Linked DNA regions of Homo sapiens: region 1 is linked to region 2. Evidence: chromatin contacts called from ENCODE Hi-C data. All regions are on one chromosome and are shown on one strand. Each heading gives the region's core, a stretch centred on a gene start or an enhancer-like site at or near the end of the contact. The rest is flanking DNA. Distances are from core to core; before and after follow the strand shown. Region 1 overlaps GABBR2 (gamma-aminobutyric acid type B receptor subunit 2). Region 2 overlaps COL15A1 (collagen type XV alpha 1 chain).

The links. A loop is a pair of places that touch in the nucleus more often than their neighbours do. Pooled maps may share reads with other maps.
Region 1: a loop to region 2 is called in a map with no recorded cell type, with 15 times the contacts of the local background. The contact joins two enhancer-like sites. A Hi-C loop is called at or near these places in 4 of 37 single-sample maps with no recorded cell type and 3 of 50 pooled maps.

The regions. Positions count from the first base shown.
Region 1 is chr9:98,573,102-98,578,458 of GRCh38, forward strand. It overlaps GABBR2 (gamma-aminobutyric acid type B receptor subunit 2), which reads right to left. Exons shown (of 19, transcript NM_005458.8): 2 at 4,834-4,971. Among named protein-coding and RNA genes, the nearest start is that of GABBR2, 130 kb to the right of the region's middle. RefSeq lists an enhancer at 2,775-2,834. Within about 2 kb of position 2,735, at least 2 of the 41 ENCODE cell types and tissues checked have a DNase peak (open chromatin) inside an H3K27ac peak, as active enhancers do.
Region 2 is chr9:99,056,789-99,062,284 of GRCh38, forward strand. COL15A1 (collagen type XV alpha 1 chain) reads left to right here. Exons shown (of 42, transcript NM_001855.5): 36 at 3,101-3,165; 37 at 5,183-5,311; 38 at 5,457-5,496. Among named protein-coding and RNA genes, the nearest start is that of TGFBR1, 46 kb to the right of the region's middle. Within about 2 kb of position 2,668, at least 18 of the 41 ENCODE cell types and tissues checked have a DNase peak (open chromatin) inside an H3K27ac peak, as active enhancers do.

The DNA of each region.
Region 1 (5,357 bases), core at 1,485-3,984, 480 kb before region 2:
TCCACCTATCCTCTGCACTTAGCACATTTCAGTACTCAGTGAGGACCTACTGTGAGCCCAGACCCTGCGCCAGACACTGGGAACCAGGAGATGAAGGAAGGGGTGGGGAAGGGCTGCCCCCAAGAAGCTCACAATCTGATATGGAAGACTGGCATATAGAACAAATTATTTTTCACAACACTTATTATTTTTTTTAATAGAGGCAGGGTATCGCTTTTTCGCCCAGGCAGGAGTGCAGTGGCATGATCATAGCTCACTACAGCCTTGAATTCCTAGGCTTGAGCAATCCACCCACTTCAGCCTCTCAAGTTCCTGGGACCACAGGAGTGTGCCACCACACCCGGCTAAATTTTATAATTTTTTGTAGAGATGAGGTCTCACTATGTTCCCCAGGCTGGCCTCAAACCCCTGGCTTAAAGCCATCCTCCTGCCTTGGCCTCCCAAAGCACTGGAATTACAGGCATGAGCAACCATGCCCAGCCCATTTTTTAAATTTTATTTTTGTTAATTGAGGTAAAATATACATATAAAATTTACCATCTTTACCAATTTTAAGTGTACAATTCATTGACATGAAATTTATTTAATAAGAGAATACTGTACACAATATAGAAGGATGTAGAACAGTGTTTCTCAACCTTCGTTTCACTGTTAGTCTCCTAAGAAGTCTTTCTGGCTGTTTTTTCCTACTCTTGCCCCCTGGTGAAATTGTAATACCACAGGCATGCATAGATCTGTTTGTGTACTACATCTATATCTATGCTTTATACATTAAAAAAGTAAGATTTTTTTTGCCTCGCCACAAGAACCAATGTTTACTCCCTTGGAGAAGATATCACCCCCTATTGGGAATGCAGGGTGTAGCGGAGGAAGAAATAATTAATTTACTTTTTGAGCGGGGAATGGGCGGCACTGAAGGAAAGGGGGAAAAGAAGGAGATCAGGGAAGGCATCACAGAGGAAGTGGTATCCGGGGTTTTGAAGGATGAGCAGGAGTTCTGCAAAACAGGGCAGGGCCTCAGCATCAAGTGCCCCTTGCTGGGCAACTGGAGTTCCTGCCTTCCTCCAGACATTAGTCACTATAGTATCCAGTCTCCAAGCTAGCACCCAGTGAGCTTACCTCCCACTACACCTTGGTACTATTCCTCTCTAAATAAGAGCTAATTTGTGTGATCCACAGATTTCAGCAGAACTTATAGTATGCAATTTCCAAAGCTAAGTCCCAAAAGACTTTGTCACCTCTGCCTTGGTCTTTTCGTGACTCACTTTGGGGGATGCCAGCTGCCTTGTCATGAGGACACTCAGGCAGCCCTATGGAGACCTCCACATGGAGAGGAGCCACACTGGAAGCAGATCCTTCGGCCCTAATCAAGCCTTCAGATGATGCCAGCCCCCAGCCTTCAAATCCTCCAGCTGGGCCCCAAACACCATGGAGCAAACACAAGCCATTCAGTGTGTCTGAATTCCTGAACCAGAGAAATAATGAAATAATACATAATATTGCTGTTTTAAGACACTAAATTTGGGGGGATTTGTTACCCAGTGGTAAATAACTAACACAGTCCCCATCTTGTAACCCAGTTCTATGTCTTATCATCTCCTCTAGGTTGGAGGGCTGTCCTGCTCATGGAGAGGCCAGGTAGCTGTGGTCTGCAAGCTGGGAGTTTCCAACGTTGTGCTTGTTCCTGCAGCTCCTCAGGGAATTCTGAGGGACAGGTGGTTCCAAGTGACACTGAGAATCAGTGGAATCAGCTGGATTCCTCTCTGGGCAGGGGATTTCCCTGGGACCTCAGCCTCTCATGCCTGGACAAAGCGTCCATCTTCAGATCCTTCCATCCCTTCCCACCTCCCTCCATCCCTCTGATCATTGAGCAGATTTCTAATGAAGACTGTGAAATGATAGGCACAGGGAAAAAGAAAAGTCCAGGTTCTGTCCTTAAGAAGCTCACAGCCCAGCTGGAGAGACAAACATTTATAAACACCACCACCCCCCCCCAAATCTGCAAAACCCTAAGAGAGAGACAGGCAGAGTGGAGTGGGACACTGGGCTGTGCACAAGCTCTGCTAGAATTAAACAAGGGGAAGTGATAGGCTTTCTAGGGCCCTACTTTAGCAGCCCCCTAGGAGCAGGCAGGAAAGGCTTCCTGAAGGAGGCAGCATTTAAGCTGGGTCTTAAAGAATGGGCAGCACTTGATACACTGGGTATAGGAAGAATGGGATGTTTTGGGTGGTAGGAACAGTGTAAGAAAAGGTGGGAATGCAAGAAAGACCAGGAATGACAAGTAATCAGGGGACTCAACTTGGGGAGTGGGAGGAGACAGGGCAGGACTAACCACAAAGAACACTTAGTTAGCACTAACTGTGTGCCAGACACAGCTCTAATCCTTTTTCAGTCTTTCCATCCACACAACAAACCAATGAAAGCAGTCCTATTACTACCTTGATTATGCAGATGATGAAACTGAGGCTCAGGGAGGCAGCACATGGCTCTAACTAATAGAGAATGTGCTCCTCAATGTTCAGGAAAGCAAGCTCAAGCCCAGAGAATCTAAGTGACTGGTCCAAGGTCTCCACAGCTGTCCTGGGCACCCTGAGGGCATGAGGCCAGGCTCCCACGGCACACTGAGCCATGCTGGCTTTCAGGTGTGTGGTTAGGTTTGTGGTTAGGTTTGCACCAGAGCACATGGCTGCTTTTCTGGTCTCCTCTTCCTGTTGCATCCACCCACAATCAGTGTGGCCTGCTCCGGCCACAAGGAATGACTCAGCACTCCCCAAGCCCACATACTTTCCCACCTCCCGCTTTTGCACGCCCAGTTTCCTCTGCAGCGGCGCTCTCCCCCATGTCTCCAGCTGTCCAACGCCCTCTCCTCCTTCAGCAGCCAGCTTCATGCACCTACCATAGCACCTGCCCTGGGGCTTCCTTGACCCGGGGCTAAGTGAGGGGCCCTCGCCCGGGCCCCACCTCTCTTTCATCACACCTGCCATAGCTTGTGCCCACCACCCCTCGTGGCTGCAAGCTTGGGCTCCACCCCAGCACCCCATGCATGCAGCACCAGACACAGAGGAAGTCCTCAGCCAGTGCAAGTGGAATGAAACAGATCCTCTATGTGGTCAGGCTCCTGCTCACCCTGTCACTCACTCTCTTCACCCTGGCTCCCCACCCATCATGCTCCAGCCCCATTTCCCTGTTTTCTGTTCCACGAATACACCAGGTCCTTTCCTATCACAAGCTGCCTTCCTCCGTTTACTATTCCATTCACTGACATGGAATGCGCTTCACCCAGTGGTCTCCTTCTCACCCTTTGGGTCTCAGCTTGAATGTCACCTCCTCCAAGAGACCTTTTCTGACTACCCCAAGGCAGTCACTATATATCTCATCACCCTGTTTCCTTCTGTCATCGCCAAGTTTCCTTACTACAGTCTTATCTTAAGGGCCAGACTGCTTGAGTTAAAATCCTGGCCCTACTACTTACTAGCTGTGAGTCCTTGTGCAAGTTAGATAGCTTTTCTGTGCCTCAGTTCCATTATCTATAAAATGGGGATAAGGTACCTAAAGCATAGAGTGGATTTAAAAATTAAAAGAGTTCACGCAGAAAAATACTAAGAACAGTGTCTAGCACATGGCAGACCCTCCATATACAACCTTAATAATATTATTATTTAATTACTTACTTGCTTCTTGCCTGTCTTCCTCCTAGAATGTAAGCTCCAGAATAATGTGAACCATACCTATCCTGTTCAGCATTGTATCCCCAGTGTGCCTACCAAAATCCAGGCACAGAGTAAGTTGCCTAAAATATTTGTTGGATGGATGGATGGATGGATGGATGGATGGATGGATGGATGGATGGATAGGTGAATGGGTGGGTGGATGTATGGATGGATGGATGTATGGGTGGATGGATGGATGGATGGACAGACGGATGGAAAGATGGATGGATAGGTGGATGGATGGATGGACAGATGGATGGATGGATAGGTGAATGTGTGGATGGATGGATAGCTGAACGGGTGGATGGGTGGATGCATGGATGGATGGATGGATGGATGGATGGTTAGGCGAATGGATGGGTGAACATATGGATGGATGGATAGGTGAATGGATGGATGGATGGATGGATGGATGGAGCAAAAAAGTAAACATGTGTATGGGCCACCACTCACCCCTGGTGGTCATATAGTTCTACACTCTTCTTTCCCATCCCAAATAACAGCTAACACTGGAAAGTCTCACCTACAATAGACTGTATATATGTTGGTGGAGCATTCAATGATGTATAAAATCTGCCAGGGCAAAGAGTGAATAATTGGCAAGGAGACCAGGAAAGACTTAACCGAGGACAAAGGCAGTCGTAGATAACAAAAGAGAATCTCAGTGGGAAAGGGAGACTTGGCAGAGAATTGATGAGGAGTCATCTGGTTAAGGGAACGGTGAGAGCAGGGCTCTGAGGCCCAAAGGTCCAGGGCGCATGTGTGGAAAGGCAGGGTGTCTGGCAAGGCTGTGCTGTGGAGCAAGTGGAAGGAGCAGGAGATAACACTGGGCAGGCAGGTTGGACTGGCATCAGTGGCTCTGAAAGCTGGGCTAGGGAGTCAGTGGTGAGCCCTGAAGCCTTCAAATACATGGTGATAGCATCAGGGCTGCCCTTTAGAGACCTACTGTGGGGGCCATGCCAAGTCAGGCCAGCAGTGAAAGGCTGTGCTATCACCCAGGAGAAAGTCCAGGAGGCCTGACCCAGGCAACATAGAAACCACATTGTACAAGGAATAATTCCTGCAAAAGACTGAGGGCCAACCAAAGACACCTCCCCACAAAAGAAGGTAGCTCAGACCTTACCTGCACCAGATTCCAGCCTTGGAGGGACTCTGCAATGATGGATGTGACGGATGGACAGACGCCTCCAAACACCATCAAGTGGTTAGGCCCGTATTTTATTGCATCGTAGAAGGCTTTCAACCCTTTTGCGTTGTCGCACTGGGAAGCAACACATAGAAAGAAAGGTCCAAATTAGAAACAGCTTTTCCCCAGGGGCATGAGCCCAACAAACAAATCTTTCCTCATGGAAACCTTCTGGGTTTCAGTTCTCCCATGGTGGGGAGTCTCCTTAAGCCAGCCCTGAGTCCACGCTGTAAGCTCCAGGAGTGTGGTCTTGGCACCCACTATCCTGTCTCTGCTCCCGCTAAGTGCCCTCCAAATCTAGGACCTCTCTCCAGCACCCCAGCTATCTCCCTTTAGAGCACACTTAGGAAAAGTCCCATAATGCCTCGCCCTGGGATCTCACTTTTTCATGGCCATTTATATTTTAAGGATGATCCCACACTCATTAAAATGGCTATCATTAAAAAAACACACAGAAAACA
Region 2 (5,496 bases), core at 1,418-3,917:
ATAAATGGAATCATATAATATATGGCCCTTTGAGTCTGGCTTCTTTCACTTAACACAGTGTTTTCAAGGTTCACCCATGTTGCAGCACGGAGTTCATTCCTTACTGTGGCCAAATAATATTGCATTGTATAGGATATACATTTTGTTTATTCATTAATCTGTTCATGGACATTTGGGTTGTTTCTACTTTTTGGCTATTATGAATAATGCTACTATGAACTTTCGTGTACAAGTTTTTATGTGAACATGTTTTCCGTTCTCTTCAGTATATACGTAGGAGAAATTGCTGGGTCATATGGTAACTCTATGTTTAACTTTTTGAGGAACTGCCAGACTGTTTTCCGAAGGAGTCACAACATTTCTCATTCCCATCAGCAGTGGCAGTGTATGAGGGGGTTCCAATTTCTCCTCCCATATTATGGTATCCTCATTGTATCTTTTTGATTATAGCCATCCTACTTGGTATGAAGTGATATCTCACTGTGGTTTTGGTTTGCATTTCCCTAATGACTAATGATGTTGAGCATCTTTTCACATGTGAGTGGAAACTTCCTGGCTGCTTTGTCAATGCCTTAGGGGCGTGAGAACCTGTCTTAATGACCAGCAGTGACTGGAACTCTGTATATAAAAATCTATTCATCCTTTAGAGCCTCACCTCCTCATATGCAAAACTGGCAAAATTAAAGAAAATCTCTATGTAATGAGCATGTATCAGATGCCAGGCATTTTGCTAATCACTTTGCTATGGTATTTTATTGAAACCTCACAACAACACTTTAAAAAAAGCATTAACATCCCCATTGTACAGGTAAGGAAAGTGAGGCCCAGAGACATTTAGGAACCTTTCCAAGGTCACACAGCTAATAAGTGACACCAACAGGATTCAGACCCAGAGCAGTGTAGCTCCAAAGCCTGTGTTATTTCTACTATGTCCATTGGAGGAGACAATAATAGCAGCAATAATAGCATGAAGGCATACTTTTTTGTTGTTTGGCTTGGCAGGAGCCAGGTATGGTGGAAGCATACCTGGAAAGAGACCTACAGAGTCCTTGGCATAAGGAGAGCTTTACACAGGAGGTGACTTTGGGGCTGGGGCTTTGACTTAGCCTTGGATCTTTTGGCTGCAAGTGATAGAAACGTAACTCAAAGTAGCTCAAGCAAAGGGGAAATGTACTGGGTGTGAAGGAGGGAGTGAACAGTCAACTTGTGGGAGAGGTAGATAAACAGCTGGACCTCAGGAACAGCCAGAGCCAGGGACTCAACCCCTGCAAGGATTCTCTGGCCATCTCTTGTCTCGGCTTCTCTCTGCATGCAGTTTCACGCTTCCTCACCACAAACCACATCCTCTGCACAGCGGGAAATATGGTTACTGACAACTTACAGCTTCCACTGTCAGCTAGAAATCTTGAACTTCTTTTACTATTTTAGTTTGAAAAGTCCTGGGATGGGGAAGTCCTAGAGAAGGGTCCTGATGGGCCTGACTTGGGTGAGGTACCCAATCTTGGACAAATCACCTATGACCAGGAGGTCGGATCACATGAGAACATGGTAGCTCTTTCTGGAACCAAATGGTTGTAGAGGTGAAGGGAAGGTCCCAAGAGAAGGAGATGAGGACACTGGTCCTACAAAGGAAGAAGGTGCCGAGTGTATGGAACCACAGGTGCCCACACAGCCATGAGGGAGGAGTAGGACTACAGGAGGTGGAGGCATATTACAGGGTGAGTGCAAGGTGGAGAAAAACTGTTGTCCACAGCAACACTACATTAGGGCTGCCGGGATGCCTTGCTGCATTGAGCAAGGATTGCTTCTCACATAATGTATAGCAATTCAGTTTACAAAACACTTTCATGGCCATTATCCCATGTAGTCTTCACAGCAACCCTGGGAGGAAGATAAAACAGATATTATTATAAAATTCATCTCACGGATGAAGACACTGAAGCTCACAGAGGTGAAGAGACTTACTTGAGGTCACAAATTCTATTAGGAGGCATGGCTGGGATCCAAATCCGAGTCCACTGGCCCTCTATCCACTAGACATTTGCCACCTGTGTGTGGGTGTTCAAGTCCTATGTTGGAACTGAACATTTGCTTGCAACGACCTGAAGGACTGTATAATTTTACTGGGGCTTGTAAAAACACCCTTAATTCTGCCAAGAGCTTGGCAGATTTGGAGGAGTTGTCGGGGGTAGGGTGAGCAGAGGATGAGAGAGGTAGAAGAACAGCCAAAGGAATAGTTGTAATTATACTACTTTATGTTTGCCTAAAGTAAGGGCTTTTCAGTTGAGGAATCATAGACTCCTAGAGAGTTCAAGGATATACCTCCAGGATTTGTCATCCCAGTAATATTTTTTTATAGAATTATGTGTGCATTTCTCTGGGAAAGAGGGCACTAACCTTGATCTGATTTTTAAGGGCACTGTGACTCTTCAAAAGCTAAGAGCTCCTGGCCGGATGAATGCTGTACATGTACAATTTTCAAAGCACTCAGTTCTCACCGCAGCCCAGGGAAGAAGAAATGCCTATTTTACATTTTGCAGATGAGGAAACAGCTTTGGAGAGCTTGCTGTTTCCTCGAGATCACACAGCTAGGAATGGACAAACTTAAGGACTTGAGTCCATGTCTCTGGCCCCAAGGCCAGGGCTACTGTCACTGCACCACCCTGGTCTCCTCCCACTCCCTAGAGCCTTCTCTTCCTCTTTCTGAGCCTGCTTCCTCTGTTCAGTGTCACATGCTTGTCTCTTGGGTGAAATAAGTTATATGAGTCAGGACATTTTTGAATGCAAGTGACAAAATATTCAACTTAAGCTGGCTTTTATAAAACAACCACAAAAGGAATTGATTCACTTATGAAACGGAAAAGCACTAGCCATGGCTTCATCCAGGGTAACAATCAAGAATCCCAGCTCTTCCCTGAACCAGTCAATGTGGCCTAAGTCACACGCTGGGGGCACAGCACCCAAGATACAGGTGGAAGTTGGGATGCTTTGTGGCGCTGTGAATGGGGTTGAACACACTTCTCTCCGGGAGTCAGCTGATACCTCAGACATTTTTCAGAGTGTGGTTTTTGTGTAACTTCTCTTTTCTGTTTTGTCTTAGCTGTGGCCCTTCCAGGTCCCCCTGGCCCTCCAGGACAGCCAGGGCTTCCCGGATCCAGAAACCTGGTCAGTATTATCATCAGTGTGTAGTCATCATTCCATTTGGGATAGATATACTTAAAACTCTGCCTACGATCTCCTGTGTCTGACATCCCTTGGGGATCAGGCCTTCATGATAGTAGGCTTGGTGCAATTCCATAAATAGTAGAAGGGATTTGTTATCTATTTGGATGACTTATTAAGTAAAAAGACGTGAAAAAACAAAATCATGTATATGTAAGTTCCACCATTCGAATCCTTAATTGACTAAGTTATAACAAGAACCAATCATATTACTTATATATTTTTATATATATATATATATATATATTTTTTTTTTGCTGGATGAGGGGTGGACGGGGTCTCACTCTGTCACCCAAACTGGAGTACAGTGGTGAGATCACGGCTCACTGCAGCCTCAACCTCCCTGAGCTCAGGTAATCCTCTCATCTCAGCCTCCAGAGTAGCTGGGACTACAGATGCACACTACCACACCTGGCTAATTTTTTTTTTTTTTTTTTTGTAGAGACAGGGTTTTTGTTACATTGCCCAGGCTGGCCTTGAACTCATGGGCCACCAAGGTGATTCTCCCACCTTGGCCTCCCAAAGTGCTGGGAGTACAGACACGAGCCACCACGCCTGGCCACCAATAATAGTATTTCAAAAAGCATAAACCTGCTCGGGTGCGGTGGCTCACTCCTGTAATCCCAGCACTTTGAGAGGCTGAAGCAGGAGAATCACTTGAGTCTAGGAGTTCAAGACTAGCCTGGGCAACATAGTGAGATCCTGCCTCTACAGAAAAATGTAAAAATTAACTGGGTGTGGTGGTGCATATCTGTAGTCCCAGCTACTTGAGAAGCTAAGGATCACTTGAGCCTGGGAAGTCGAGGCTCCAGTGAACCATGACTGTGCCACTGCACTCCAGCCTGGGTGAAAAAGCAATACCCCATCTCTAGAAAAAAAAGAAAAAACAAAACAACAAAAGCCCAAGAGCATAAACAATGTTACAACAGGTCCTTGTGCTGGTCAGATTTACTTGGATAATTCAGTCTTCTCCATTCTGCCAAAGAACATCTCTGGCACATTCGTTACCCTGCAGTTCGTTGGAACAAGACATAGCACTCCAAGATTACTGTAATGCACAGAAAAATGGACAAATACTTCACAAGGATGTCAGGAGTCCAAAAATGCTCTTTGATCTTTGCTGGATGTTAGTTGCAAAATTTGGCTGCCAAAAGAAAGAACTGTCCTACATATGATGGAATTCTGATATTTGGTTCCCTTGGGGATATCTAAGTCATTTTGATGCACAAAGCCATTATCTTCAAGGCTAGGTGAAAATTAATATTTTATAATCTTTCTCAGTTACAATGAAAAATAAAAACTCTCTTGGCCGTTATTTCTTTGAGATTTGATGCTATTCAATAGATTTTTGTAGCTTCTGTATGTGCTTCTAGATATGCCAAATGGCTGTCTAATCTTTGGCACTTTTCTAGGCAGAGAAATTACAGACCTCCATTTTCTATCATGCATTTAATGTAACTACCAAGCTAGACAAAAAAGATTTAAGACCTTAAGTATAGTTGCTCACTTGCTTGCCTTTCTTATTCCAAATGAAAAATTTGAAACTCTTCAAGGACCAGCATGAAGTAACACCATTTAACCATGTTAGTGCCACCAAGTAGCTTAAAAAAATAGAAGTGGTAAAACTTACCAGTGCTTTTGCTAATACCCAAACCAAAACAAAGATAACTCCATTGACAATTTGTAAATGTCTTTATACTCACATAATATTGTCATTTTTGTTTTAATTCATTTATTATAAGTTAGATTTGTGTTTCAAAGTATACATGTTTTTGTTTTATCAAGAAGAATGCCCTTTAGTTACTAATGAAGGTATATACCTCTATCTGGCACATTAACAAGCCTCTTTATTGAGTATCTGGGGACGGCTCCTAGTTGACTTTACAGAGAGGCCAGGTTATCAGATGGTGCCATTCCTCTAATGATAATGGCAGTGTTTGGAATTTAAATGATCTGACAGGTCACAGCATTCAGCAACATGGATGACATGCTGCAGAAAGCGCATTTGGTTATAGAAGGAACATTCATCTACCTGAGGGACAGCACTGAGTTTTTCATTCGTGTTAGAGATGGCTGGAAAAAATTACAGGTAATTTCTAAACTTCCTTTAACACACTGCCTTCAAATACCCTCTAAAAATAATAATCTACTCCCATAAATGCCATTTTTTTCTGTTTTGAAATGGGAGAAGTTTGTAATTGATCTTTCATTTCAATGTACTGTTTTTCTTAAAGCTGGGAGAACTGATCCCCATTCCTGCCGACAGCCCTCCAC